Regions from separate parts of the Mus musculus genome. Here region 1 is linked to region 2. Evidence: chromatin loops called from intact Hi-C (ENCODE). Cell type or tissue: left cerebral cortex. All regions are shown on one strand. Each heading gives the region's core, and the rest is flanking DNA. Links, peaks and the distances in the headings are about the cores only. Region 1 holds the start of Cyp19a1 (cytochrome P450, family 19, subfamily a, polypeptide 1). Region 2 overlaps Gldn (gliomedin).

What was found. Peaks named below come from ENCODE experiments on the same cell type or tissue, not always from the same donor. Only the 100,000 strongest peaks of a DNase experiment are listed, where the experiment ranks them.
Region 1: a loop joins it to region 2, with 4 times the contacts of the local background. A loop is called at or near these places in 32 of 42 quality-filtered maps.

What each region holds. Positions count from the first base shown.
Region 1 is chr9:54,185,424-54,201,377 of GRCm38, forward strand. Cyp19a1 (cytochrome P450, family 19, subfamily a, polypeptide 1) reads right to left here and starts at 8,320. Exons shown (of 9, transcript NM_007810.4): 1 at 7,834-8,320; 2 at 1,258-1,408. The coding sequence starts at 7,978. In left cerebral cortex, for the core only: a CTCF peak has its summit at 9,547 (motif pointing right); no DNase peak of the experiment used is centred there.
Region 2 is chr9:54,324,787-54,340,740 of GRCm38, forward strand. It overlaps Gldn (gliomedin), which reads left to right. Exons shown (of 10, transcript NM_177350.5): 5 at 7,091-7,237; 6 at 8,417-8,536; 7 at 9,620-9,703; 8 at 9,870-9,995; 9 at 10,968-11,118; 10 at 13,550-15,954. The coding sequence ends at 14,030. Among named protein-coding and RNA genes, the nearest start is that of Gldnos, 31 kb to the left of the region's middle. In left cerebral cortex, for the core only: no CTCF peak of the experiment used is centred there; no DNase peak of the experiment used is centred there.

The DNA.
Region 1 (15,954 bases), core at 8,231-10,730, 140 kb before region 2:
TGCTCAGGGCTCTGTAGATGTAATCTGCCTCGGCCATTCTTCAAAGTGCAACAACCTCGGAAGGGCACCTCAGGCAAAAACGAGGGAATTAAATAGATCCAGAACATGACTGGGTAGACTGAAGTATTTGGAATTCTAGGATTTTTTTTTCACCTGTATGCCCTTCTTTCAGTATTTACTTCAAAGAACTGGGCTTCAAGAATATTGTTATATTTGATAAAAGGACAAGAAAACTAATGAACAAGAAAACAAACAGTTCCTGGGCTGGAGAGATGGCTCAGCGGTTAAGAACAGCACTGGCTGTTCCAGAGGTCCTGAGTTCAATTCCCAGCACCCACATGGTGGCTCACAACCATCTATAGAGAAATCTGATGCCCTCTTCTGGCATGCATGTGTACATGCAGAGAGAGCACTCACATACATTAAATAAATGAATCTTCTTACCCGTCATCAAGACCTTAGGAAATTCCAGGATGAATGCAATCCAGCAAAGCATTACAACTCAGTTACAACTCAGGAAGGAGAACTTTGGTTTTTAATGGGAACTACTGATCTCAGTTGGTTTCAGATGGCTTCGCCCAGGCACGGCTAACTGCCATTGATTGGACAGTTGGTTTCAGATGGCTCTGCCCAGTATTCAGTAGCTTGCAGGGTAAACTGAAAGCTACTGGCCACATTTCAGCTTCTGCTGTGTTGTTATTTAAGGATTTGGGGGACTGTTTTTGTTATTGCTTTTCTATTCGCTTACTTGTAGAAATAATACCAAAAGCAAAGAGAAGCAGAAAACATGGTATGTCTTCCCTAAAGCATGTTTACCAAAAACCAAGCCATCTGGTCTCCAAGTGTCCACATTTGTGACTCAGAGAAATTTGGAATAATTTCCCAACTTCCTATGGTTTTTTATCTACGTGTCTCTGGCTTCAACTCAAGGAAAATTTAATTATTTTGCTTGTCCACAGTATCAGAATGCCACACAGCCATTTGTCCCCTTCATTTCGTGGAGGGGAAAACAGTGTAGCTTTACCAAAATATCAAGCTATCAAAATGAAGTGACTTCTTCTAGAGAAAACTCAATATTATTTTTAAAACTAGGGGAAACTTCAGCCTTGATTTTAAGGGGGCAGCAGAAGTAGTCGGAGCACAAGCAGTGGGTGTTTGAGTACTGAGAGAGGAGCCCAGGCCTGACGCGCGCTAAGGACACATTTCTTGCTGGGCTGCACCCTCGGCCACGACAGCCTTGCTTATTCACAGACTCACTTGCTGATAATGAGTGTCTCCTCTCCACTGATCCAGACTCTCATGAACTCTCCATACATCTTATTGTAGTAGTTGCAGGCACTTCCAATCCCCATCCACAAGAATCTGCCATGGGAAATGAGGGGCCCAATTCCCAGACAGTAGCCAGGACCTACAACAGACCGTGAGAACACAGTGAACTTCTTAATAATGCCCCCCCAAAACTTTGTCCTGTCATAGTCAATCTTTTTTATATCTTCTGGAGTCTATATGTGAGTCACTTAAGGTGATTTAAAACAAAAGCAAAGATCACAGGAGACTCTCCACCTCTTCATGAATGAGAAGCATGGCTTCAAAGTTGCTACTCTTGATCCGTCATCACGGCTCCACTAAACGGGAAGCTATGCGCTCGTTTCTAAGAGTCTGGAATAAAAGTCCACTTATCGGTCTGTTATAAGCATAGGAACCATGACAGGTGACAAGCTGATGAGACTGTATGGCTGCCTGCTGCTCTTATCTGGAAGTTCTTGGTTGTGAGCAGCCCAGTTGACAGAATGCATTGACTAGAACCGGGCATGGCTTTCTTTCATCTGAGAGAGGGTCTGCGAGGATAATGTTCAGTCTCAAAACACCCCGCTGCTTTTAGAAGGCTCAGTTTATGAAAAGGAGTCTTGAGCAAAAATCTCGTGAGGTAATACAAACCTAAGAACTCATTATTACAATGTAGAACTCACAACCTACACTAGGACTCACATAACAGGATCTGGTTTCAGCAGAGAGCAGAGTCCAGCTTACAGCTTTGCTAACATAGACAATGGTAGGATTATGCAGAGCAAGAACCCAGGGGAAAGGGAGGGAATTGTATGTGGTCTATGTCAAACAGCAAACTTGTAGCTTGCATTTGTTCTGTTAACTTTGTAGGTCAGCATACAAAGTAATGTGTGTCACCACAACATTTTCTTTTTTTTTTTTTTCTTTTTCTTTTTTGGTTTTTCGAGACAGGGTTTCTCTATATAGTCCTCGCTGTCCTGGAACTCACTCTGTAGACCAGGGTGGCCTCGAACTCAGAAATTCTCCTGCCTCTGCCTCCCAAGTGCAGGGATTAAAGGCATGCGCCACCACACCCAGTACCACAGCATTTTCAAACATACGTGTGGTTATTCTTCGTGTTTTTTGATACAGGGTTAAACGGCTTAGCTCAGGCTATCCTGGAACACCAAGATTCTCCTCTCAGATTTCCAAGTGTTGGGATTTCAATCAGACCTGGTAGACTATAGTTTACTAGTGGTCAGTAAAAAGTTAGATAAATAAGGTTTACCATGGACAATAATTTTCTAAATCTTTTTTTTTTTAATTCCATGTTGTCAGTGAAATCATTATAAAGGCAAAAGCATATCAGGTTGTATGAGACTACACGATCTGTGTAATGATCTAGATGGTGTAAGCTTTCAGCTGAGTCATCTGGCCTAGATGTTCACTCCCAAACTTGGCAAACACTGTTTAGCCATTCACTTTGGAGTAACCAAGTTCTATTAATACAATTATCAGACCTCCTCCTCCTCCTCCTCCTGTTTGAAGAGAAGATCTTTGAATCAAAAGATCAATAGAATCAAAATATAGTCAAAGGTTTTCAATGTTCTAACTCTAGTAGAGTTAGAATATTATATCGTAGGTGCTGGCATTATATTGAAACAATTCCCTTATGTTTGCTCAAAAATTTAAAGAAGCAGATTTGATCAAATACATCGTTCTTCAAAATATCAAATATATCAACTTTTAATCTTTAAAATATGTGTTGTAAACAAAATACCATTTATAGCAGTACATCACAGATGCTCCGCAAGTGTTTTCAAATAAACTGGCTGTGTGTGCATAATATAACGAGTGAATTTTTGAGTGCTGTCCTACACACACACACATATACACACAAACACACAAATTTTTAAATGAAATAACAACAGTTTTTGTTCTTTCTTAGAGCATTTTAGGCTGTCTTTACATTTAGATCAAAAGTGGAAGAAGATTATATAACATTTAATTTATATGAGGCCAAGTATTGACTTGACTAAAAAAAGACTTGTCTACAAATATTTACTTATTAGTCAAACTCCATGAAACACAATGGCAATACTATAAATGGCTTATATTTGGGAGGCACTATTCCCCTACTAGTATAGTATTTCCCTACCATAAAACATAAAAATTATCAAAATAAAAACATTTTGAGATGGGTCTTACTATGTAGCACCTGGTTGGCCTGGAACTTGCTATGTAGACCAGGGTGGCCTCGAACTCACAGAGATCTGCCTGCCTCTGCCTCCCAAATGTTGAGATTAAAGGTGTGTGTCACCATACCTGGCCAAAATGAAAACATTTATTTAAAAAGATATGACAATGGAGATTTGTATATATTGAGAAATGAAGCTTGCTAGACAATATGTGGATTAAGAGTCTGTGTATTTAGCCAGGCAGCAGCAGTGGTGGTATAAAGCTTTAAATTCCAGCACTTAGGAGGCAAAGGCAGTAGATCACTGAATTCAAGACCAGCCTGGTCTATAGAGTAAGATCCAGAATTACCAGGGCTACACAGAGAAACCCTGTCTAGAAGAAAGAAAGAAAAGAAGGAAAGAAGGAAGGAAGGAAGGAAGGAAGGAAGGAAGGAAGGAGGGAGGGAGGGAGGGAAGGAGGGAGGGAGGGAGGGAGGGAAGGAGGGAGGGAGGGAGGGAGGGAGGGAGGGAGGGAGGAGGGAGGGAGGGAGGGAGGGAAGAAAGGAAGGAAGGAAGGAAGGAAGGAAGGAAGGAAGGAAGGAAGGAAGGAGAGAGATGGCAAAGGGAGGGAGGGAGGGAGAGAGAGAGAGAGAGAGAGAGAGAGAGAGGGAGAGGGAGCGGGAGGGGGGATATTCTACCAGGAAGAGTTTGGGATACGTAATTCCCAACTCTATGTCACCTTAATTCATCCAATAAACATTTCCTGAGACCCTAGTTTAAATATTTGTTCCAAGTCAAGGTCTAGAGATAACAATAAGTACAATTAATCTATATTCTTGCAGAGTAGTGAAGGAGATGTAAAAAAAAAAGCAAATAATTATAACACATTATACAAATATCTATGTGCATATATTCCTTGCATTTACATGTAAATCTTGAACCACGGATGGGTAAAATATGAGGGAAGTATTCTAGTTGCTGACACATTAGGCAGCTCTCAGCTTCTCAGACTGGCAATGTTTCTCTAGGCATAGACTGAGTCCCGCAGCCCACTCCCAGGAGCAGTAAATACTTCACTGTCTTCTGATGTCGCCAGAGAGCATCCTTAAATGCCGATAGTTAGGGACACTTATCTAGCTGGAACCTGGCCTTCACACCTATGGATACACCCTTGAGAGATGCGTGCACACCCTTTTTCACAGCAAGACTGTTGTCCTTAGGACCCCAGCTGGAGGCATTGTCTGCTCTATGAACCGTGAGATTTTTGTAACGCTCAAGACTGTATAGCAGTGGAAAGGAAGCACAATGCTATCACCATCTGGATGGATCCTGCTGACTTAACAGTAATCAAAAGGAGCAATGGAGACAAACAGTATACGTGTATTGCTAAAATATTTAAAACAAGACAAAAAAATCTATATTGTCTGACGGTATGACATTGGGTCCCAAACTGTCACAAGGCAGTAATTGTTACAAAATCCAGGAAAAACATTTTACCTCTGAAAGAGACAGAAGGGGGGGGGAGGGAGAAAGGGAGAGATGGGGAAAAGGAAGAAGAGAAATAGAGGAAGAGAGGATGGCGTGAAGACCATCTGGAATAGTTAGCATCCTATTCCTTGTGAAGAACTCTGATAGCAAGTCTGTCGTCACCTTGTTCAGTTTTCTGTAAAATATTTTCTTAAGAAAAAAGAGGGACATGTTGTCATGTCTACTCCCGAGTGTCGCATGTCACACTCCTTTGTGTGAAATGCCCAAGAAAGAATCTATTACCTACAGGGAGAGAACCAATGTCAAGACTGGGGCAGCCTTGTGTTCGAGGAAGGGAAGGTTGCCAGGGAGAAGGCAACACATGCTGAACTAGAGGACTTGGGATATTGATCAGAATTGAAGTGGCACTGCCTCCCACGGGAACCAGTCTTTGCTCCCCAACTTTTGCAGCCTCCTTCCCCTCCGTATCAGCCTGCCTTTCCATGTCAGGGCCCCCACCTTTGTTCCTTGCCTATCCCTTGCTGTCAAGCAAAGATCTAGCTTGACTTCTCAGCAAGCATAAATGATGAGGCTTAGATCGCTCCATGAGCCATAACACAGGGGGTAAAACCTCTCCTCTTTGACTACAGTTTCTTCTACAAAAACAAAAAACAAAAAACCAAAACCTGGCACTGTCACCAACATTACCAGACAGTGAGCAGAAAGCCGCCTCAACTGAAGTTTACTAGATAAGGGCTTTTAGTCACTACAGCTTTTAAATTCCCTTAGGCTTTTTAGGACCCAGAATACCCTCAAAGTTGTGAATCCAAGAGTCCAGAGAGTCATTATTTGGGAGCAATGACGGAAGAGTCCAGAAGGACAGACCAGTTTTCTTATTTCCTATGCCTGACAGGAGCCAGAGAATCCTGGGCTGGGCCTCTGTGGAGAACTGACCAGAGCTTGCATTTGCAAAGTGTGACTGTAAGGTGGGAACTCACAGTCTGATTTTCTCCTCGGGGCTCCTGTCTTCCTTCTAGCTGGGCATCAGCAGACCATTTCCCTCCTTTGGGATTTAACCCTTTATTTTGTTTGGACTTTCTGGCTTCTCTTACTTCTTAAACCATGTTCCTTGGCAACACAGATCATCCGGGGCTTTCCCCTTCTAACACACAGAGGAGTTGGGCTTATCTCTGTGGCTCTCAAACTTGGCTGCTCATGAAAAACCACCAAGGAAAGGTTTTACAGTATCAACCCACAGGCTCTACCAACAGGACCACTGTCCTGTCTAGGTGATTGACACTGAAGACAAGCAGTGCCATATCCCTGGCCCAGAAGTGGTAAATACAGGAAGTACCACCTCCCTTCCTGACCCAGGCCCCAGGACTGTCACTTCTCACTGTGCCTCTTTTAAAAGTATATGTTTTAGCCAAGTGTGGTGGTTACGTGATTTTAATCCCAGCACTCAGGAGGGAGAGGCGGATAAATCTCTGTGAGTTCAACACCAGCCTGATCTACATTACATAATGAGTTTTAGACAAGCCGAATGGTCCCGGCTGCATAGCGAGGTCCCTGTCTCAAAAACAAAACAAAACAAAACACCCAACAACAACAACAACAAAACTGTTTAAGGTTGCAATTCAAACACTCCAGGGAAGGGCTTGGGAACCAGCTAGCAAACTAATCTCCTTTAAAGTTGTTCTTATACTAAAATTTGAGAATTGTGTGGCTTTCTTGACAGATACGGTGCTGATTTCTTATGATACAGGCTGGACTTTAGCATCTGAGCCTATGACAGGGAAACAGAGATGTTCTACTGCATCCTACCCTCATCCTTTCCCCTGACCAAGGAGCTCACCACTGGAAGGGAAATCTGTGGCAGGGAGTATCCAAGCCAAGGTAGACGTCAACACACTTAACTCAGTGTTCAGCTAAATTAGAAATTAAAGTGCCAGGCTGAACCAGATAGATGGGCAACTATGGGAAACACATGAGAAAGAATCCAGGCACAGCGTTTGGTCTGTGCACTCCCTGGTGCAGCTGTCACTTCCAACTGCCTTGTTCAGAGTCTCAGCACATTTGTGAATGTGTGGTCACTATGGTTTTGAAACAGGCCTTGTTGGATAGCTTACAGAGCTAGAAACTGGTGATAGTGTGAGGAACTCATACCTAAACTTAAAGACACTGTCTGAAATTTCTGTTTGTTCTGAATTAACTTAATAATTGATCATTTCAGCCCCGGTGGCAAAATGGTTCACTGAGATTATCAGAAGAATTATATTAGTCTCTGCTTTCGACTGACACAAAGACCTTGGAATAATTCTGTCCGACTCTGATGCTCCCAGAGAATGGGCCTTGTCCCTATTCTTCTCCCAATAGCCAGTTCTCATTCAACCCTTATGGCACCATCACCATCACCACGCTGCCAATAAAAGAAATGAAGAATACGATTGAGAGAAAGGATAAACGCAAGCAAGGGAGGGGAAGGTGTCCCTGAGGACAGAGGGCAGAGGGGAAGGAAGAGGACGCGAGAGAGGGCAGCCCAGAGGCGCTTCGCCGGCTGGCACAGCAGAGCTGGAATCTATTAGAATCGGGTGGTGCTTGTTTTAATTTAGCCAAAAATTCTAGAACTTGACCCTGCCTACTCCATGTCAAACCTCCCAAAGCACTGCCCAGACTGGAGGGAGCATCTAACACCCATTTGTGATGTGGTCATCTGTCGTGGGCAGGTGATCAGTTTACCATGTCCTAATCTTCACAAGTCCAGCTTGTGAGCTGTGCTTCTTCTTCGAAGAAGAGCAATTTTGCTCTTCTTACAAAATAAATAAACAAACAAATAAAATAAAATAAATAGATAATGCATGCCACAGACCAAAAAGCCCCGTGAAACTCTTTCTGTTAGTGTAGAATTAAAGCAACAGCTTACCTGGTATTGAAGACGAGCTCTCACAATTCCAAATCAGGAGAAGGAGGCCCATGATCAGCAGGAGTGGCATGGCACTGACAGTCACAGTTTCCGGGACCATGATGGTGACATTATACTGCATGGGGTTCAGCATTTCCAAGAACATCTTGCGCTATTTGGCCTCAGAAGAAAAAAAAAAAAGTAAAGTTCTATGGGAAGAAAGCAGTGGTGGAGTTAGAACGTAACCCAGCGGTTTGGCTGTGGCTCCTGTCACTTGGAAGGGTGCTGGATTGGAGAGATGGGCATTTTGTTTTATAGTGATTGGACACTTAGACAAGACAAATTTGTGGTTACAAGTCAAAACAAGGATGACCTTGGGAGGCTCAGGTTCTGTTCAACAGTTGGTCTGATAGAACCTTATCATCTCGCCCTTGAGTTAGTAGAGTGACGTGCTCAATTGAGAGTCAACTCTCTGAAGTTCATTCCAGAGGAACAATCACAATGCTGTGATTTCATCAGCAGCATTTGCTGAGGCAATCCTCCTTATTAAAAGCAAACTCAATTAACAAAACAAATCATGAGCAGGAAAAGGCTCCCGTACCCAAGTCTAACAACCTGAGTTCATCCCCCAGGACACACACACACTATAAATATATAATTATAAAAATAAATCAACATACACAATGTCCTAATTCCTACCCATAATCAAAATTATTTTCCCGGACTGTACCCTTCTACAGAAAGAATGCATTTCTTGGGCACCATCAAAGTGTTCAGAGAGTCTTCATTAGGGCATCTATGAAATTCAAGATATGTTACTCATGGCAGTCTTTGGTGGCTTTAATGAGGATCTAGAACTAGGACCATAGGCTGGTTAAACAGTGTTCATGGGGGTCAGCAGGAGAGGCAGTGGGGATGGAAGGGGCACGAATAAAGAGGGAGAAAGAAGGAGGCTGGAGAGATAGCTCAGTGGTTAGGAACACTGGCTGTTCTTCCAGAGATCCTGAGTTCAACTTCCAGCAATCACATGGTGGCTCACAACCATCTGTAATGGGATCTGATGTCCTCTTCTGGTGTGTCTGAATACAGCTACAATGTACTCACATACATAAAATAAATAAATCTTTTTTTAAAAGAGGGAGAAAGGAAAAATGATGGAGTGGGCAGAGAACAGTAAGAGTAGTGTGCCCTGCAGTGACTCAGGTGCCACTCAGCCATCTGTTCCTAGTGATGACTTGTGCCCTGTGCAGGTCATTCCTCTTTAGGCTGAGCTGCTGGACCTGCAGGTTTCAACAACAGCATGCTGAGGTGTCTTCAGTCAGGTTTTATCAAAAACTCTTACAGGGAGGAGCTTTAGAGATGGCAGTAGTTAAAAACAAAAACAAAACAAAAAGCAGAAACAAAAAAGCCAAAAACTTAAGTTTGAGAAGCTTGTATCATTTTCATCAAATGCATTTTCCAATGGCAGATGACCCACTCCAAGCTTATGTAGTAGATACAGGCAGAAAATTTTGGCTGAGTTTGACCTGAGTTTGACCTCACACTGGAACTCTATGTCCACAAAAGTGATTTCAAATTGGACATCAGGAGCTCTGTGGATTCCCTGATGTGCTGCAGAAATTTTTGAATGGGCTCACATACACTTTTTTTTTTTAAATATATTATTTTTATGTGTGTGTTTGCATGGGTGTATGCACATATTTATGCAGGTGCTTGACGAGGCCAGAAGAGGGAGCTAGAGTCACAGGCACGTGTGAGTTGCCTGCCATGAGGGCTGGGAACCGAAAGTGCACATTCCTGTGAGCAGCCAGCACTCTTAGCCGTGGAGTAGGGTCTCTCCAACCCACACATGCACTTTTGAGGGGAGAAAGGCCATACCTTTCACCAGACTCTAGGGCACTATGTAATAACATTTCTCCCCTGACCTCTACGCAACCTTTGGTTTCTAGCAACCACAGAAATTTCACAATTGAATTTATTCAGTTTGTTCTTCATTTGTTAACTCATTATATTACGCTACCATTCAATAATAATTAAGTTCAAGACACTGGAAAAGTGTCTGTGCATATGATGAGCAGTCTAATTGTTACAGTTTTCCAGTTGCTCTGAGTGGGAAATGAAGAGTCGGCAGCTGTTTGTAGCTGCTCCCTTTGTTAACTTTGGACAGTTTTTTTTTTCTCTTGCAGAGAATAAAATGCTCAACAGAAAAAGGAAGCAGGCCAATGAGATAGCTTAGGGGGTAAAGGCACTTGCAGCCTGTATTTGAGCCCCGGAACCCACAAGGTAGAAAGAGAGAACCAACTCTTATACTGTCCTCTGACCTCCACAATGGCACTGAAGCATTTGAACACACACACATACACATAGACACATACACACACAATTAACAACAACAACAGACACATACATGTAGCTATTTCCTATGAGTCGAAATGTTCCCTCCTGGAGGCAGACAGGAAGCTCAGGATTCGGGATATTCAGAATGCCGCATGGTGTGTGTGATCCATTTCCAGCATTGTAGAACTGAGAGATGAGTGTGAGGAAATTCTCTTCACTGGAAATGCCTGCCAATTGATCAGAGGGTTTGAGGTGTGTCACGCTGTGAGTCTTCCCCCGTGCTGGGGTGGGCCTTCAGTGAAGCGCCTGCCTTTTTGTCACCTGTGTTCCTGGAACACCAGTAAACTCATTGCCTCACTGAGCTAGATTTGGGAGGAATCGTATCTTTAGTCTGTTTAGTGTTGTCAATGCTCTAGCACGAGGAATACATGATTGTTCACATCATGGAAAATACACACATACTCACACACAAATGCACAAACATGCATGCACACATACACAGAGGAGCATTCGATGCACCCACCCGCACACATACATGTGCACAACTTTCAAGTGCTCAGTGCCTTCAAGAGCAATATAACTACCAGAGTCTTCACTGTCCCCCTAAAGGTCATTGTCTCAGGTGTAATGCCTTCACTTAATGCCCTGGTCAACCTCAGGCTAATGAAATGCCAAGTCTCTATGCAAAGTCCCCAGCTTGATTCATGGCAAAACCTGAAGGGACAGAGTCTGGCTTTGGTGTCCTGACAACCTTTGGGTTAGGGTACAGCCTTAGTCCCCATATTGCCAGAAGGGATTCCTAGACACCCCAGTTAAAGCCTCTGCAAGGAATGGATGTAGGTGTTATCAGATCATACCACTACTACTTTCTGTCTGTCCACCAGGGAGACTAGCTGGTGAGTCTGAGTCTGAGGAATGAGTACAAGTCTCCCTCTTTTTCATTCTCTCCAGTATCCCCAGACTCCCGCTTTTATGTCCCTCGTTCCTGAAAACATAGCCTAGCCATGTTGGCTCCCCCTCGGTGCACCCCTTTCATTGGGCTTTCCCCCGGGGGAATGACTCCTAAGGTTACCACTAGAAGCAAGACATTTGTAACCTCAACTCCCTGGAGTTGAGGATCTTGAAAACATAAAAACATTTATGGGATGGTTTTTCAAGTGAACGACAACTTCTAGAGAGAGCAGAGAGTCTTTTGTCTGGAGAACATTCTGTTCTAAGAAGAGAGGGACTGTAGAGTGGAAGGCTTGGTAGAAGTGGATGGGAAAGCTTGATGCTAAGAAAAAAGAGCCATTAGCAAGCAAGAAAGAAACACAGACAGACACACACACAGAGACAAAGACACACACACAGAGACAGAGACAGAGAGACAGAGAGACAGAGAGACAGAGAGACAGCAAGAAAGCTAGGTTCCAAAGCTCCAAAAGAGGGGTATATGTGAAGCACACTGGGCCTGGCACATTCGTATAGACTGTGGTTGTGGTAAAGATGCTGGAGTTTTTCCTAAGAGAAACGAGAAGCTAACTAAGTGTGAAATGAGAGGAAATGAAGGGTGTCACCAAAATTCCTTCCTTGGAGAATATATAAACAACTATCCCCTCATCAGAGGTCCTAAAGACATTCGGAGGCATGATTCCACCACAGCTCACTCTGAAGAGCCAATGAGTTCATTGGGCTTACTTACAGAGATATGGGTGAAAGGTTACGGGCTGGAGCACAGGTGGCCTTAAAGCCCCCACACAGGACAGTCTGCACCACCCATGGCTGTTGACACATAAATGAAACCCCGCCCTAGTTCTTCCCACTTTATATAGGCCAGCCCCTCCCTGACTCTAGGTACAATTAGGGCAGAACTGCATACAACTGGGTAGGAGGAGTGGCTAGATATGAACATGCAGATCCCATGACCCTCCTACCCCTCCTTGAATGAGAAAATGTCAACAATCAACAGACCCAGCTGTGATGATCTTTTGCAAGTGGGCACAGCTCAACTCATGAAGATGGCAGCAGTTTGACTTGAAGGACTTGTCCTGTACATCAAAGGACAAGAGCAGAAGTCAGTAAGATCACATCTTCAGAAATTTTCAAACACTCTGGTGGCAGAAGAAAGAGTATCACAGAGGTAGTAAGACACACTGACAACTTTTGAGGTGGAAAGGAGACACACTGGTTATCTTCCACAGTTCTGTAGACAAGAGGGGGGTGAGAGAGAGCTGGGGGCTCAAGGAGGCAGATGGGTCAAGAGACATTTGGTATTTGAAGTGGTGTAAGTGGTTTTGATTTAAATTTGCTGGAACAGGGTCAACAAGAGTGTTAGGAACCATCCCTAAGCTCCCAGACTGGAAATTTCAACTTTGAGGGATGGTGGTGCCATTCTTTGAGACAGAAATGCATTGAGTTCCAGGAACTGTTCAGACATGCGCAGATGCTAATATCTGGGAGCTCGAGGCAGCTCTGAGCGGAAGACTGCAGGAAAATGTGTACGTGGACATTAACCCCTGGGCTGCGGAAAGCACCATTCAGTAAAGCTGTTCAGACTGAGAATGGTCTCAAAGGACACCAAGATTTAATGACAGAAAAAGAGGAGAACATAAGGAGAAAAATGAGTTAACAGAAAACGCAAGGCAGACGGGGTCCGAGAAGCTGGGTACCAGGGGAGGCAGGCAGACTTAGACAGCATCCTTGATGAACAAGGAGATACGACTGATACACAGCAGTTGGTATATGTCCAAAAAGCATGAGTCAAAAGGAATCTTTTTTTTTAATTCTATATTTTCCTCCCAGTTTTACAAAAAGAGTAGACAGTGTAGAGATAGTGTCACTGGTCCCCTGATCTGACCTCATGGCTAAGGCAATGGCCAATCTCTCTTCTGGGATGTCCCATCAAATGGTGAATGAACACGATGGTGCAATAGCCACAATAACCTTTCAGAATATACTCAATGCTATACCTCTGTCTTTCTTAGTTTTTTTGTTTGTTGAGACCACGCTTCACTGTGTGACCCGTGCTGGCTCCTCTTACTTGGGATTCCTGAGTGCTGGACAATGAAGCTTGTGTCAGAATGACCTGTGAACACCAACCTTTCTGACTTGGAAGTTCCCTCTGTGCCCCCACTACTCTTTTCACTCTTTCTACTTCCTGCAGTTCACTCTCAAGATTCCCACAACGCCAGCTTCTCCTTACAACGCCAGCTTCTCCTCCTTCTTTATTATTTCTCCCACCCCAACCCTTCTCTCTTCTCGCTAGCTGCTTTTGCTTTCCAACAAATCACTTGTGCCCATTGCCTCTCTTTGGACATGTTTCCCAGTCCCTACTTCACTACATCAGTGATGCCCACCTTCATCCTCTCTCTCTCTCTCTCTCTCTCTCTCTCTCTCTCTCTTTTTAAGTTGTTTTTTAAATTATGTGTATGTGGCTATAATGTGAGTGCAGGTATCCTTGGAGGCCAGGAGAGGGCATTAGAGCTCCCTGGAGCTGGAGTCGCAGACAGTTCTGTTCAACATGGGAGCTAGGATCCAAACTTAGGTCCTCTGGAAAAACAGTATTAGTCTTATCCCCCAAGCCCCTGCCCCTTCTTGATCTCTCTGTGTGGCACTGAGCTCGCTGCCGCTCCTCTTTACGTCTGTGCTAAGACCTGCAACAAGCCTTCCCTTCCTGTTCCACTCCTGCACTCACCTGCTTTGGCTCCCACTCCTTATGTCTGTGCTTTGGCCTGTGCACTGACCTCTTGGTGGGAATTCCCTCCAGTCTTTCCTTGGCCCCACCCCATCCACCTCTCAAGCCCCAGCTGCCCTGCCTACACACAGCCACTTAGATGCCCTCACCGGGACCCCGTGGTCGCGTTGAATACAAACTTGTCAAGCCTCTCCAAACCTCCAGACCAGAGCCTTCTTGTATTGGCTTCAGAATCTTGGCACTTCTCATCCTTCCTTCTCCCTATCTTTTTAACTGGCTGCTCCTCCTATCATAGCCTCCCCATGTCCAGTCACAGCAAGCTATCACCCCCCCCCAAAAAAAAGTCCTGAACCTAAAGAAAGGTATTCTCCTTTATTTCCTTGGGCTTCTGGCCCATGTTTTACTTGTTATCAGTATAGAAATGTTTAATGGTTGAAGAATGATGTCTCCAGAAAAGCCATTTTTCATGTTTCCAAAACTGATTTGATAGATTTATTTATTTATTTATTTATTTATTTATTTATTTGGTTTTTCGAGACAAGGTTTCTCTGCGTAGCCCTGGCTCTCCTGGATCTCACTCTGTAGACCAGGCTGGCCTCAAACTCAGAAATACATCTGCCTCTGCTTCCCAAGTGCTGGGATTAAAGGCGTGCACCACCACCACCTGGCTAGACTTGTTTATTCATAAGTTGATAATATTCGTAGAACTCCCTCAATCCACAGAGTATCCTTGGGCTGGCAGTGCTGCCCTTCTTAAGGTTCTGTAAGGCTGAGGGTCTGGCTGGGATCACTGCCAGCATCCTGGGAGCAGGAGACCAATTCAGCGTGAACCAGACACTCCCTATAGCTTCCCTCATGGGCCTGTGTCCTTGAGGTCAGACCCCCTACGCAAGGGGATATAGAGCCCCTTTTCTGGTTCCTTTATTGGGCAAGACCTGAAGTCCTTCCTTTTCTACTTGTACAGCAGCCACCCTAGCCCTATCCAGCTTCTTTCTGTACTCCTTGTTGTTCCTAGCGCTTCAACCTCTACCTGCTCTGGCGGGGAGAGATTGAACTTCTAGTGCCCAGTGGTTGCTGGAACCCAGCCATGTCCCAGAGGTTGGTGGGACCTAGCAATGCCCCAGAGGTTGGTGGGACCCAGCCATGCCTGCTCAAGGGAAAGAGGGGGGTAGTTTGCTTTCCTATTCTTATACTTGCCCATTTTCTGGTACTCGAGCCCAGACCCAAGACCAGAGGATCAAAGATTCTTCTGCGAGAGACTACAGTGGGCTAGCCCCGATTTAACTTAAATAGCAGCTCACAGTACCTTCTGCTCAATTCTTGATGACAAGGTACAGTCAGCTGAATGTAATTCATATCTTCCGTCTAGATTCTCTAGTATTCAATTCGTTGTTTTGGTTTTTTGGTTTTTTTTTTGGGTTTTTGGTTTTTTGTTTGTTTGATTGTTTTTTTTTTTTGGTTGTTTTTTTTGTTGTTTGTTTGTTTGTTTGTTTTTTTGGTTTTTAGAGACAGTTTCTCTGTATAGCCCTGGCTGTCCTGGAACTCACACTGTAGACCAGGCTGGCCTCGAACTCAGAAATATGCCTGCCTCTGCCTCCCGAGTGCTGGGATCAAAGGCGTGCGCCACCACGCCCGGCTGCTCGATTCGTTTTTAAAAGCTCCTATGAAAAATCTTGAGGATTCCTGGGAGGACAGTCAATCCTCTCTGGGTGGCTACAAGTTTCAGAGCTTTCAGAGGTTGAGTAGGTGACATGCCTGTTGAGGGAGATATCCTGGTAGCCACACAGCATGGAGTAGTACCGCCTTCCTCTAAAACTACACACCAAACGAATCCAGTGCCCATTCCGGTCTATTTACAGCCTCCTCTCAGGCTCAGCAGCTGAGTCAAATGCCATAGCTTTCAAAGAACCACATCGTGGGGTCTAATCGTTGGTGTCTTTTCTGAAATTTGTTCAGTTATGCCTGGCGGCCAGAAGGTCAGCTGACCCTCCTAAGATCAGCTCTCTGAAACTCTATCTGTAGAGAAGAGGTTGAGAATAATAGAAATCATTTATTTCTACTTAGCCTTCAGTTTTAGTTGTTTTACTAAAAAACTGCTCAAATCTCTTTAAAGTCAAATGGAGTATTAACTG
Region 2 (15,954 bases), core at 6,574-9,073:
AAACCAGATAGAAATGAATGAGCCTAGGAGCTAACAACCTTCAAAGCAGGACTAAGGGCGGGAAGGAGCCGGTACCAGCTCTTGTATTCATTTGGTTTGGGCCACTGTGATGGAATAGCTGAGAGTGTAAAGGAGAAAAGGCTGATTTTTTGCTGGCATTTAGAGTTTTCCATGTATGGCAGCTGCCTATGTTTCAGGATCTCTGAAAGGCACAGCCCCATGGCTCATGGCAGAAGGGTGTGGCACATGGAATCTCCTTACCAGGAAGTATGGAGTGGCACAGGAAACACTGAGGGACAGACTGCTCCTCTGTCTGACCTCGGTGACCATTTCCTCCATGCAAGCCCTACTTGCCAGTGCCTGGTAATTCCAGCCATTCTGTGCTGAATCCATCAGGGAGCTGAACCCTCATGGTCCGATCTCTCTCTCTCTCTCTCTCTCTCTCTCTCTCTCTCTCTCTCTCTGTGGGGATGAAGCCTCTTGGGGACATGTCATATCTAAACCACGTCATCTATAGAGATGCCTGACTCAATGAAACAGAATTTAAGACTGTAATCTAAATGTGAAGAATCAACACCCTTCACAGCTTCCAACTTCAGGAACACAGAGAACAAAGCCAGACCTGGAGCCCAGAGGCTTGGTGTGGGCCCTTGAACAGGTTACATACTCACTGTGTTGCAATTTTCCTATTTATTAAATAGGGATAGTGATCTTATTAATCTCATAGTGTTTTGGGGATAATGAGTTAATATGTATGAAATGTTAGAGCCAGACACATAGTAAATTCTATGTTAGTATTTGCCAGCATTTTCCCCATTTTCTGTAAGAGAAGATCTCTAGCTCAGACTGGTCTCAACTTTCTTATGTAGTTGAGGATGGCCTGGAATTCTTGCCCTCCCCGCCCCCTGTGCCTCTCTCCTAAGTACTGAATTACAGAGATGTACCACCAAGCATGTTTAATGTATTGCTGGAGATCAAACCCAGGGCTTTGTGCATGCTGGGCGAGCTCTCTGCCAGCTGAACTACGACCCCAATGGCTAACATCATTTTTTTCTTCCAAAGATTGAAGAGAAACTTGGTCTTAGTTGAAAAAAAAAAAAAACCCTCCTTCCTTCACTCTGTTATATCCAACTTCTAGACCAGCTTCAGCCTTCTGAGCACTGGGGATTAAAGGTGTGTGTCACCCTGCCCAGCTTTGTTTTGTTTTGTTTTGTTTTTTAAATTAAAAACAATAAGGTGAAGATTGATAGAAGAAGATACCTAATATCAACATGTGGCCTGTAATTTATAATTTGTTTTATTTGTAACGTATATTTCGTAACATTTTAATATAATATCTATATTTAAACTATATCTACTATATGCTTTTAGTTGACATATACAATTGTAATTATATTATGGACATGTAGTATGGAATTTCAATATATCTAAACAAGACATAACAGTCAGGTTAAGGCTACTGTCAAATTAATTAACACGCACACACACACACACACACACACACACACACACACACACACACACATCTTTCTGAAAGTAGGAAAACCAGGGTTTCAAAGTCAGTCTCAGCCACTCAGTGAGTTCAAGGACAGCCTGGACTACATGAAACTCTGTCTCAAAAAAAAAAAAAAAACTTGCATAATTTCTTCGTGTTGGGAATGTCCCAAGTCATCTCCATGAGCTATGTTCAAGAATTCAATCCAGCTCATGAGCTATTGTTACCCAGGTTTGTTCCTGCAGGGTGGAGTTAGCCCTCTGCTCATCTCACTCCATACAGACCAGACTCCCTTCCCACTGCCCCCAAACCTGTCTAGGTTTTGACAGATGCTACTCTGCGTTCTGAGATCTTGGGATCGGCCTTATCCTCATATCTAAGTGAGATCACGTTGTATTGTCTCTCTGAACCTGATTTAGTTCCCTTTCTGTGATGTCCTTTCCAAAACGGAAGCTACATGGAAAGGTCCTGCATGAGGCTGAAAAACCCATTTTAGTTTTGCAGTTAAGACTGGAGTCTTGAATGTTGCCAGTTATGTATCGGTACCGTCTATGAAGTCTGATGTTCTAGGGCCTCAGAACCAAGTGGCCTTGGTTTTTTTCTTTCCATCTGTCTCATATTTTTCTCAGTAAGAGTTAATGTTACCAAAAAAATTAGAATTACAGTATCTTCTCTAGAAAAACAACTAAAAATCAAATCAATATTAAGAAAACCAAAAGCAATGCCCTCCCTCCAGTGTGTGGCTGGTGATTGGGGTTTGCACAACACTCCCTCCTTTGCTTCAGTTAGTGACAGGTGGCACTGCCAAGAACACCCTGATGTGAAGACAATGACACCAATACCAACCTGGAACTATCACAGGCTTAGTGGAACTGTCTGCTTTGAGTGGGCAACCCCAGAAGAAAACAAGACAGCCGTTTCTCCCTCAGGTGTGAGGCAGAAATAGCATGGCATTTCTTCTCCAACTGTAGCTCAATGCCAGTAAAGCGGCATGTGCTGCAGCACCGCTGTGCAGGACCGGCAGCCCTGACCTAACCTGGGTGTGGGTAGATGGTATACACACAGTGAACGTTCATTGGGTGATGCCAATGAGTGGCCACGGTCAATTACCAACAGAGGTTGCTTTGCCACATGTGATGGCTAAACAACAAGCAGGCACAACAGTGTGCTCCTGTGATCCCAGCTGGAGAGTGCCAAGGGCAGACAGAAGGTTCTGTCCCTAGAGCTTGCTGGCCAGTGAGTCCGGAGACTGCAGCAAGCTCCAGGCTCAGTAACAGGATCCTATCTCAAAAAGTAAGACGAGGACAATAATCTGGCTTAGCAGTACAAGTGTGATGACCAGAGTTTAGTGCCCAGGACTCTCTGGGTGGAAAAGAAGAACTGACTGTGTAGGTTGTCCTCTGACCTCCACATGAGCACACTCCACCCCCAAACTCAAAAATAAACCTTTCCTTCTTTTCCTTCCTTTCTTCCTTTCCTTTCCTTTCTTTCTTTCTTTCTTTCTTTCTTTCTTTCTTTCTTTCTTTCTTTCTTTCTTTCTTTCTTCCTTCCTTCCTTCCTTCCTTCCTTCCTTCCTTCCTTTCTTTCTTTCCTTTCTTCCTTTCTTCCTTTCTTCCTTTCTTCCTCTCCTCTCCTCTCCTCTCCTCTCCTCTCCTTTTCTTTTCTTTTCTTTTCTTCTCTTTTCTTTTCTTTTCTTTTTTTTGAGACAGGGTCTTTCTACTTAGTCACATCTGGAGCTCAGTATGTAGACCAGGCTGCACTCAAAGTGAAAGATTTGCCAGCTTCAGCCTTCTGGGCACTGGGGATTAAAGGTGTGTGTCACCCTACCCAGCTTTGTTTTGTTTTGTTTTTAAAATTAAAAACAATAAGGTGAAGAGTGATAGAAGAAGATACCTACTATCAACATGTGGCCTTCACATGCACACACTCACACACTCTGCTCAAACACACCACACACACACACACACATACACACACACTGACCACACAAACCACACTCACACTCAGCACACACACTACACACTCACACATACCACACATATAACACATATACTCACACTCACCACACACACACACACACACACACACACACACACACACAGAGAGAGAGAGAGACACTGAAAAGACAGATTACATGATGTAGACAAAACATCCCCCACTGTCTTTTACCAAAACATGAAAAATGGCCATGCACACCCCAGCTATGAGGCAGAAGACACCCTCAAGCAAAGGCTGTGGTAGGGCTACAATACAGAGTGAACGTGATTGCTCGTGTGGCCTTTTTGAGAAAGGAAATAGAAGGCACTCGAGGGAGGAACAAGACGAAGGCAGGGAAAGCAGGTGGTGGTGCAGACGTGCTCCTGAGTCAGAAGGAAGGTCTGAAAAGCCTCCTGTGAGCAGGCGACACCGCTGCTTCCCTCGGGGCTGCTGAATGTGGGTTGTTCGGAACCTTGAGAAGGTGTCAGTAGCACGTGGCACATAGTGCAGGCGAAACTCTATAGCAACCGTCCAGCCTTTTGTCTCCTTCAGATAATGTGCCAAACCACGTATTTAAAATCCCAATAAAGGGAGGCTTTCTCAGGCAGAGCACCCACAGAAGGGCTTTCGTCACTTTTCAGCCTGAAGTCCAAGTGTCTCTCAGCAAGAATGACCCAGAGCCAGGAGCTCTCAGTGCTGCTGTAAAGAGTGGCCCTTACTCAATACTAGATCACTGTATTGCTTCTGACCGAAGGGGTCAAGTCCACAGCAGAGAGAGTGCTGACCGGGGAGGCCTGTCCCTCTTTATGCCCTCCCCTGCTGTGTCCTCTCAGTGATAGCTGGATCTCACATTGTTCATTTAGATTCATGGTTACTGCTTTCTGGGACTGGGTCACAGGTGGCCCAAGCTTGCCTTCGATTCTCGAAATAACTAGTCTCCATTGGCCACCAGGCTCAGCTCTAGGTTTTTGGTATGATTCGCTGAAATCTAGAAAGCAGCATTTTCCTCACTATGTTTTGAGTCCATGTTTCTGTGATGCTGGCGACTGAACCCAGGTCACCATTGCTTGGCAAGTTCCCACCACTGTCCGAAAGCCCCGGCTCTGTGCTGCACTCCAAGGTAAAATCTTCTGACACTGAAAGCCCAAGATGAGTCCACGGTGGCCAGGTGAGGCGGCACACAAGTTTAACCCCAGCACATGGAAGGCAGAGGCAGGCAGACCTCTGTGAGTTCCAGGCTAGTCTGGTCTACAGAGTGAGTTCCAGGACAGCCATAGAGAGACTGTTTCAAAAAACAAACAAACAAACAAATTGCGCCAACTAGATAGCAGGTAACACAGAGAGACTTGAGGATTGGAAGGGAAATTGATCTAAACAAATTCTACAGTGCCTTCTAACCTGGAAGGTTTGCAGTCCTTTAGTACAGTGGGTCTCGGGCTTCCTAGTGCTCCAGTCCTCTAGCTTAGCTCTTCGTGTTGTGCTGACCCGTAACACTAATGTCATTGCTACTTCAGACCTGCAATTTTACTACAGACAACTGAGAATAGTTCTACCTCAAGACCCAGCAATACCACTTCTGGGCATATACCCAAAAGATACTACCATTATGAATCATAACATAAATATCTGTGCTTTCCCATGGTCTTAGGTGACCCTGTGAAGGAATTGTTCAACAACTCACAAGGGGTCTCCACCCACAGGTTGACAAACGCCTTTTTAGAATAGATATGGTGGGATGCAGCATGATTGGCAGGAAGTAGGGTGATCCAGAGAACAGAGCCAGTAGATCATTCATGAAGCACACACAAAGCCCTGGGGAGAGTCTGAAGCACCACATAAGCAATCTGTGAAAGTGCACACTAGAATCCCAGACAGAGGCAGGAGGATCACTGCGAGATTGAGGCTAGCTGTGTAGGGCTGTATAGTGAGATCTTAAAAGCAAAACAAACAAATAAACAAACTGGAGGAAAAGCTTTGCTGTTCCAGAGAGTGACTAATCAGTAACATAGGGAGAGGGGCAGATGAGCTGAACTTTGATGGGGCCTGCAGAAGAGCCAAGGAGCTGGCAGTGATTATAGAGGCAGGAGGTTCCACAGCACCTTGGCTGTGGACGGGGAGAATACAGGAAGGCTTGTGATGACAGATGTGTCCGGCTCTCCTGATGTCTGCAACCCCTCACTTTGAGCAACATAATTAAACATTATCTTCGGGGAATTCTTACCAAAATGAACAGTTCTTTCTTATTATATGGTCTTATATATGGTTCATTCCTAACAATGTCTTTGTGCACCCACTTTCCCCCTCTCAGAATCCCGGGACACTTGTGTACTTGTGACTTTCAAGTTGCTCTTTTTTTTATAGATTTCTTGACATTTTCTACATAAACCGTCAGGCCAGCTGCATGTTAAGGAAGCTTTGATATCCACTTCCCCATCAGCGAGCCTTCTAGTTCTTTTTCTCTAGAGTATCATGCTTCTATATCCTATTGAGTGTGAACACCTTTGCCTCGTTCCTGACACTAGGGGAAATGCACACAACCTTTCACTGGGAAAGGCTATCGCACCTGTCAGTTTCCCACAGACACTCTTGCAGAATGAGGAAATTCCTTCCTATTGCTAGTTTGATGAGGAGTTCATTGAGAATGCATGTTGAAAGACATCAAATGCCTTCTTGCACCCATTAAGACATGCTTTTCCTTGTTTGTTAATATACTGAATTACATGTACTGAACGCCTCAAATATTAGAGTCCATGGTATCAAGCAGTTACATTCAGAACACATTTAGGGCAACTTGGATTATGGTAATTTATTTTTGGCTATAATTTAACATTTAGAATAATTTTCTTGAAAGCTGAATTTGTATTTCGTGTTGACTGGGGTATTGGGTGGAGCTTTGGAAAGATTGGATTTCTCATGTGTCCAATAAGAAATAGCACTGGGGCTAGACTAGTCCCAGGAAAGATGGCTGTGGACACCCAAGTAAAGCAACAGACCAAACAAGCCTAGAGGGGCCAGACTGGTTTGCAGTCAATGGTAACCATCATAAGTTAGCCTTTCTCTCCTTAGGTTTTCTGACTGTTTCCAGTCATTGCAACAATATAACTGATGGATGCAACTTAAGGAGCAAAAGGTTTACTTTGGCCGCACTTGAGGGTACAGTCTATTATAGCAGAGAAGAGACAGCAAGGAGTTGAGGCAGCCAGTCATCTGCCCTTGTTGGCTTAGCAGCATCAGTTACAAGCACCATTTCAACTTTGCTCAAAGGGCAGATGACTGCCCAGCCCACCACTCATTATATTGTAAGAAGTTAAGAGCACAGGTGACAGTGGCTGTATCTATGGTCCTCTCAATGACACACGTGGGAATGGTGCATTACTCAAACTGTCATTGTCTCCTCTCTTGCTTCACTCTTCAACTTAGTGGCTCAGGCAGATTCCTTAAAAGTAGCCCCCAGAGCCACCTGGGAATGCCATCCCATAGTGAGTGTACAGCAGCATCCATGGAGGTTGGTAAGGGGTTTTGTGGTTGGTTTGCAAAGCCGCTCTGCAAAAGTATGGTCTTTACAAAGGGTGAAGCAGAATTGTGCGCCCGAGTTAATATGGCATTGCTTTCTCACAGGGTTACCTGGAGCCACCGGAAATCCAGGGGAAAAGGGAGAAAAGGGAGATGCTGGTGAACTGGGTCTACCTGGAAATGAGGGCCCACCAGGGCAGAAAGGTGACAAGGGAGACAAAGGAGACGTGTCCAATGACGTGCTTTTGACAGGTAGGCTGGTGTCCTCCTGGCATTAGGGCACAGATGCCTGTCCCATCCAACCCATGGCTGCTCTGGTGACTTTTCTCTTCTCTGAGCCTCTGCTCTACAGCAGGCATTGGACTTCTCTCTCCCTCCTTGTTTGTTTGAGATGGAGTCTTCTGTACACCCAGGCTAACCTGGAACTCTCTATGTAGCAGAGACTGACTGGCCTTGCCCGACCCTCCTGCCTCCACCTCCCAAGTGTTGCAGTTATAACTGTATACAGCCATGCTCAGCATGGCGGTCTGCATTTTCAAAGCTGTGCCTGTTTCTCCATGTAGGCACATCTGAAGCTGGTATCTAGCGTAACTTAAAGCATTTGCCTCGGTTGGTAGGGTGTGGTGGCTCCCGCCTGTAGTCCCAAGCATGGGGAGGCTAAAGCTGCACTCTTGCTTCAGGTCTGATTACACGGTCAGACCAAGGTCCCACAGTAAACAATAGTGGAGTCCAGTGAGGCTCAAGGTTGGTCTGCTTCTCCTACCTGGCTGTCAAGTAGGAGGGTTTCAAAGGACAGGTGACCAGTCTCCCCGAAGGCACTCTGAGTGTCTCTGGGGTTGGACAGTAATCAAGATCTGTAGGAGATGAGGATCAAGCTCAGTAATAAAGTGTTCATCTGGCTTGCAAGAGCTGCTGGGTTAAATTCCCCACCACAAGGAGAATGGGAAGGATGGCCCGAGGGAAAGGAGAGGAAGGTGAGGAAGCAGTAGAGGAAGCAAAGGAGGGGGACGGGAGGAAGAAGAGTTCCTTTGGGATTTTAGAAAGTCAGAACTGGGATCCTCTGGCACTGCAGTGACAATGGCCTGGCTCTGCTGAGAGCTACCAGAGCTGAGATCCTGCTCTGTCCACTGGTGACCTCAAGTCACCACGGCTCCCTAGCAGAACGCTCCTGAGAGGACCCCACTTCCACCTCACAGAGAGACTTGGAACAATGAAGGGAAGACTGATAAAACTCTCGGCACAGCTCTTACAGATAGTGGATCAACAGGACCTACTATGGTAGATCTTTAATTCAGTGAAGACAGAACAAACCTATGTCATCTCTAGGAATGGGTGCACACACTCCAGAGCTGCTGCTCCCTTCTCTCTCCCTAACTGGAATCTGTCCCTGTGGAGAACGTTGTATCAGTCTCTCCTTTTCCTTCTCTCTAGGTGCCAAAGGTGACCAAGGTCCCCCTGGCCCCCCTGGACCTCCAGGGCCTCCAGGCCCTCCTGGAAGCAGAAGATCCAAAGGCCCTCGGCCACCAAACGTGTTCAACAGCCAGTGTCCAGGTTGCCAAGCCCTGCCCACAGGGATCCCACTCCTTATGCTAAAGATACCCTCTTCCAGACTTTGTGGCCAAATTTTGAAAGGAGATATTGTCCTAAATGAGACTCATCCTTGAAATATGCTCCTAGGAAGTCTGAATGCCTGCCCTGGGAGTGAGGACTATGGTCAGGCCCAGCACCGAGCCTATTGCTCCTTCCCTCACTGGTCTCCCCACGCTTACCTCCATGATGGGACTCTTCCTGGCCATATAACCCTCTCCCCCACCCCCACCCCCAAGGAGCAGGGTTTTATTTGGTTTGTTTTTAATTACTGTCACAAATCCAAGACACTGTGCCACTAGGTCCCCTGAGAGCAGCATCTTGAGGCCTAAGCTGTTAGCAACAAATTCCTGAGAGAATAAGAAACTGGGAGATAGTGGGGCAGGCAAATTGGTTAACACTGTGCAGAGAACAATCATAGAATCGCCATCACTATCCATAGTATGGGGGGGGGTGTTGAACCCAGAGCCCCATGTTTACCACTAAGCTATACCTGCAATCCTCTGCCACTTAGTTTTGAGTGCTAAGCCTGCCAGGCACAGTGCTCAGTACTCATTTCTTCCGATTCCCATGACTATCCTAGGCTATGCTTCTTTCTAATTCACAGAGAGAAAACAGACAGCCAAGGAGTGACCTGGCCCCACTCAATTCAAAAGTTCCTTAGAAACAAATGATAATAATAATGGAAAATATTTCAATAGTGGATTTAGAACTAGAGGTTACCCAGAATGCCTTGCCTGTCTTAAAACTACAAGGCACAACTTGAGCTGCCATTTCAGCAGCAGCTGTGGAGGAGGACCAGGACTTTCTCCAAACGCCTGCATTGTTTGGAATAGTGTTCTTCCTGGATATTCCCAGGGAATGGACCCAGCTATCAGTGAAACTCTGGTTGGGAGTCTGAGGCTTGGGCTTGCTAAAAAGCAAGCATCCAAGAAACATGGTGGAGATGTTATAATGGGTACATTTGGGACTTTTCGAGGAAGTGGAGGTTATAGATACAAAGCCACCAACCCATTGTGACAACCGCATTGATTGTTGTCATTGTAGGGGAGACGTGTGTCATACCCAATGATGATACCTTGGTGGGAAGAGCTGATGAGAAAGCAAATGAACGCCATTCACCACAAACAGGTACAAACCCCAGCACCTGGGCTGGGGTGCACCTTAGTGCCGGGTGTGTCTCTCACCTTCACAGGCCCTGAGTTCAATTCCCAACACCACACACAAAAATTCCATTTGGAAATTCAAAACTGGATGCCTTAATTGGCTGGTATGTAACTCTCTTTTCTTCTGACAGAATCTATGATCACTTCCATTGGCAACCCAGCCCAAGTCCTAAAAGTGAGAGAGACTTTTGGGACTTGGATGAGAGAGTCTGCTAACAAAAGTGACGACCGCATTTGGGTGACTGAACATTTTTCAGGTACTTCCTTCCAGAGATGGTCCATTTGGTGCAATCCGTTGCCTATCTTCAAGCTTATTCTATACCCATGTGTCTGAGATCTCCACTAGTGTTAGTATAAGGCTCCTCATCTTAAAAGGCACAACTAAATGTTTAGAACACTTTCCTAGCTTGAACGTGTTGGTTGCAAGCTTGGTAGTTCAGGTCCCAGACACATGACAACTACAGGGTAAACTCAGTGATATCACAATAGCCAGACGGAAATAAAGAGCACGACAGCCACAGGTTTTATCAACTAATCCATACCATGGAAGAGATATAAAAGACAAATTATGGCCTACAAATACTAACCATCTGGCTCTGTGATCTGGCGTGTTCCGGATGATATGACCTTAGCTATAAAAGCCGAATTCTGTGCGCACAGCCTATTGTTCTCTGAGTTTGATACCATCCTATGAGAGTACATTTGGCCATATTTCTCACGTATTTGTTGGATGGCGCCCAGGGGAGAAGACAAAGAGCCAACTCACAGCCTCTCCATGTCCGAACTTAGGCCTGATCACACTGTCCCCAAAGGATGTAGTTAGAGTGGCTGGTGGTAATAAGAGTGGCTTCATTCCAGAAGGGTCTGACAGTACACATCAGTTGGCAAAAAGCTAAGAGCCGCTGCTTTCCTTCATCAACACTAACTGATGAGTTCAGTAGTAACCTCTGTCTACCAAGCTGGGGGCTTGGGGCTCAAAGGAAGAGTGAAATGCAGTATAGGGGCAGCAGTGGTCTTGGTGCTCAGGAAGGGATAGGAGGCAGCAAGCTGTAGCTGTCCAAACACCAAATATTTGTTCCTGGGGCAGGCTTGTGCACTTTGATTTTATAAATGCTAAAGAGCAAGGTGGGTGGGAGGGGACAGATATTCTCTCGGCAGCCTGACCGTTCACGGGCAGTGCTGTCCTTGCTGGTGGGTAAGAGTCTCCCTCCTCCCCTCCCCTCCCGCAGGCATCATGGTGAAGGAGTTCAAAGACCTGCCGGCGCTCCTCAATAGCAGCTTCACCCTCCTCCACCTCCCACATTATTTCCACGGCTGTGGGCACGCTGTTTACAACAACTCTCTCTACTACCACAAAGGAGGCTCCAACACCATAGTGAGGTGAGCCGCCGTGCCGGGCCATGGCGTGCAGTGTCCCCCACAGTGTGCACACTATGTCCCTCACAGTGTGCACACTGTGTGTTGTCTTCTGCCATTGTCTAGATGTGTTCTGTCATCTTTATGTGCCTAGGCAGATCAATCAGGGTTTGTCCCCCTCAAAGGAATGGTAGAATACAGTGAGGGAGTCCCACACCCAGGCCCCTGATGATGTGCACCTGTCACAGAGTTTGCTGTTGTGAGAAAGATGGTCGTTGTTATACTCAGAGTGTAGTAGTCTACCACAGTCTTACCAAGTTGCCTAGGCTGCTCTTAATTTCTCTGTGTTGCCAAAGAAGGCCTTGAACTTGCTGTTATAGACCACTCACAAGTGTTACATACCACCAGAGTTCCTTTATTTAAGCCTGTGACTAGGCATTGACTCCTGCCACAAAGAACTCTTCTCCCTATGTAAGGCAGAATAGGGTTTATAAAGAAAACCCAGAATTACATCAAACCAGAGGCAGCAGGGGGTCGACATTTTCAAAGGTTTCAGCTCAGTTGATAAAACAGTTGGTGTTGTGAAACAACAGGTAGAAACAACAGGTACATGAGAGCACTCTGCTCTGCAGGATGTCCCCAGTGGGGACTGCGGAGCAGTGAGGTGAGGTGCAAGCTGGAGTTAGCCAAAACTAGGACCAAAATGGTCACTTGGGGGCATTTCACTTATAATCCTTCCACCTCAGCCTCCCGAGTCCCCCAGATTATAGCTTTGTACCACAAACAGGCTTGGGTGGGCTGTGCTGACTGGGTAGGGGACTTCTCCTCAGCCTAGGCCTACACCAAACCACAGGCCTAGAGTAGGAGGAGGAGCAGGGTGTATCGAAGCTGCAGTTTCTGTGGACAGACAGACACCTGCTCCCTCAGCCCTGGGGCTGGACCACAGGACAGAGTTGCTAGCAGTCAGGCGCTGGTATGGCTGAGTCCTTCCCAAGTGCTTGCTCTTCTCAGACCCCTTTCCAGTTTAACTCAGGTTTCTTAGTCTGCTTCTGTTTGCTGTGCTTCCTAAATGGCTAGCAGTCATGGGATCCTCCTGTGCTCTGCCGCTCAATAGCGCCCTCTGGTGTTTTCTTTTAGCCCAATATCCCTGACTTATTCCCAGATTCAGCTAGTGGTTGAATCATAATTCACTTTTTTGATATTATTTCTGTTTGGAGTCTTGGAAATCAGATCCCAGAGCTAATGGGCATGGAATCCCACACAAGAAAATTGTTTTCACAACCTTTACTATATCTCTTCTCAGCTAGTGGCCTTTAGTTTAAATTTCTCTTCTCTCTCTCTCTCTCTCTCTCTCTCTCTGGATATTTTATTTATTTATATTTCAAATGTTATCCCCTTTTCTGGTTTCCCCTCTGGAGACTCCCTATCCCATCCCCCACCTGCTTCTATGAGGGTGCTCACCCACCCACCCTACCTCCCCACCCTGGCATTCCCCTACACTGGGGCATGGAGCCTTCACAGGACCAAGGGCCTCTTCTCACATTGATGCCCAAAAAGGCTATCCTCTGCTACATATGCGGCTGGAGCCATGGATTGCTCCACGAGCACTCTTTGGTTGGTGGTTTAGTCCCTAATTAAAATTTCAGCATGAAATAAAGGAATAACCAGCCAACTTGGGAGTTTTAAAACTTAAATTTAGGGGCTACAGACGTATTTCAATTGAGGGAGTGTTCGAAGCTCTGGGTTTGCTCTTCAGCACACTATAGAAGCAAGGCTTGATGGTGTAATCCCAGCACTTGGCGGGTGGAGGCAAGAGGAGTAGATGTTCAAAGCTATCCAAGCCACATTGCTAATTTGAGGACAGTCCTTAACACCACACTACTGCCTCCCTTGCTTCTGCTAGCACAGGCTAGTCACTGCCTTCACATCCTTGCTGCTCAGAACATCTCTGAAGGACAAGTAGAAAAGTTTCCTGGAGCCTTTTGGCAACAGAGAGCTCCAGGCCTTAGTCCACTCTTGGTAACTCAGCTTAATAAGGAGCACTACAAATCACCAGTGTCCACCAACATGTGTGGCCTCCAGCTTTTCCATCCGGTCCCTTCATTCTGACTCTGAGATGTCTTATATATGGATAAATACTTAGGCTTTGGCTTGTTCCAGGACTAGCTTGTAACCTATTTAACCCATTTATTTGATTTTATGTCTTCCACACAGCTAGTTACTTCTCGGGTCATGCAACCATCTTCTCCAGAGCTCAGCTCCAATCTCCAGAATCTGACTCTTTCCCAGAACCCCCCCCTCTCTCCCTGCCAGAACTCCCACCTCCTATGTCCTGCCTCAGTTCATTGCCATAGGCTTTTTTTTATTGACGGGTGATGCTTCCACACAGTTCACGAGAATTCTTTCTACAGACATGTTTACTCCACTCTAACTTGCTTTTCGAAAAATGTTTCAGATTTGAATTTGGGAAAGAGACACCTCAGACTCTGAAGCTGGAAAATGCTTTGTATTTTGATCGAAAATACCTCTTTGCAAATTCCAAGACTTACTTCAACATAGCAGTGGATGAGAAGGGCATCTGGATTATCTACGCTTCAAGTGTGGATGGCTCAAGCATCCTTGTAGCACAGCTGGATGAGAGGACATTCTCCGTGACACAGCACATCAACACCACATACCCCAAATCCAAGGCTGGCAATGCCTTCATAGCCCGAGGGATCCTCTATGTCACAGACACCAAAGATACGAGGGTCACGTTTGCCTTTGATTTGTTAGGAGGAAAGCAAATCAATGCAAACTTTGATTTCAGAATGTCCCAGTCTGTTCTTGCCATGCTGTCATACAACATGAGAGATCAGCATTTATACTCGTGGGAAGATGGCCATCTGATGCTCTATCCTGTGCAGTTTCTGTCAGCGGCATCAAGTCAGCGGTAGGGTTCCCTCGGCTGTCTGCTCCCTCTCTATACTCCACATTGTCTAGGGTTTGGTCAAGCCCAACAGAAAGCTAGCCGGTAAAGGATACCCAGGCACTCGGAGCGTAAGCCCATGCCACGGGCTCTTGCACAAGCGGCGAGTCCGCTCTAAGCCAGGTTGTTGAAATAGCTACAGATTAGAAATGGATGTGGAAGAGATCTGGTGACCCAGTATCCCTCCTCAAACTCAGCAAGTTAGCTCTCCCCCGACCGTAGCGTCCCCATAGGTAATACGAAACATCTGAGTATGACTGACATTTCCTCTTCCTAGATGAAATTCTGTGATTCTTGCCTGATTATATATTAGAATGCTTTCTGGATTCTTTTTTTTTTTTTCTCCACATGTAAGTGAGCTTACTTGCAGCTTGAGGGGTGGGCCTTTCAGTGATGACTTATTTGGTATTTAGGGAAGGTGCACTGGCTCTTATGGCTTCTAAGGTTTTATTTTATTCATAATTTGTTATTTTCTCTGAATATTCACCTACCACTACAGAATGATCATTGTTTTCAGCTCCTAAACACAAATCCAAGATTAATAAACAAACAAACAAACCATGAATAGATACAGGCTCAGAACTCTAAATGGAGCTGCATCAGGCCCATAGGCCATCTAGATGCTGTCAATTTCTGATCATATTGTTTGCTGCTGGGAAAGTAAACAGGATATCTTCAGTTCGTGGTCCCTTTTGCCAAGGCCATGGGATTGTTATCAGAGTGTCAAACACTAAGTGGCCAATAATCTGGTTAGAAGCATGGAAACATGATGGTTTTTTCAGAAAACAGGCACCATTTATACTTACTGTTTAGAATGAGGGAAGGCAATTGGCTCAAAGGCCAAAGTCAGCTTAGCTCTTTTTCCTGTACCATCGCATCCCTGCACCTAAGAATCTCGCCTCAGAGTGTGTCAGCAGTGAAGCAGAGCCGCTCTGTAAATCCTGAACCATTACTGCCTGGCCTTTACAGAAAGAAAGAAAAAAAAATGTTGACCTTTCATCTAAGGACAGGGAACGAGCCAGGTTCTCAGAAGGGCTCACTCCCTGAGTCTGGTTAGGCTTTCTACGGACTGACAGGCAGCATTTTATGTGGCTTGGGCTTTGGCAGAGGGAACAGCTAAGGACAGCATCAGATGGAGTAAGAGAACCTCCAGCCGTGGAGATGTTCACTCCCACGTGGTCCTCAAAGTTGGGTCTGTCCTCTTGGATAGCAAGGATCTAGTTTAATTGGTTCCTACAAGACCTTAAATAACCACGTTCTCTGTCAACTCATTGAGTTCCAGGCAGGCCTGTGGAGCTTCAAAGAGGAAGCTGTGGATTTCATCGCCCCCCCCCCCCCGGAATATAGAAAAAGACACTACAGAAACTGTCCAGGAAAGACTGGCCAGCTGTTCCAAACCCACTCTCAGTGGGCCTGTGACCTGGTTTAGTTTTTTTAATAGAAGCATCTTGAGGCTTGGGGTATGCATTTTAACTATTTAACTTTCCCTGCCCTCTGAAAGCACCCAGGCAGCTGTTACTGGTGAACCTGTTGAGTTCTCAAGGTCATGGGTCCCAAAGCTTCCCCACTTCTTGATTAGATGGTTTTGCAGTTGGTCATCACAGCTTTTAAAGATATTCTCTCAGATTCATTTGTTGCAATGTAGAGTTCTAATGTTTCATCAGTGTATCTAATGAATGGTATTGTTCTTTTAAAGTATTCAAATATGAGATACTGTTTCTGAGTGCGGTAGACCTGGATATACATATAATTCCATTTTTTTATTACTTAGTAGCATTGCTGAGAATAGATACAATACTAATTGTACATACAAGCAAAATAGTTTAGTTATTGAATTAGCTCATTTTTAATATCTGAACTAGCAAATGTCTTAGCTTTCCTTTACTTTTTTC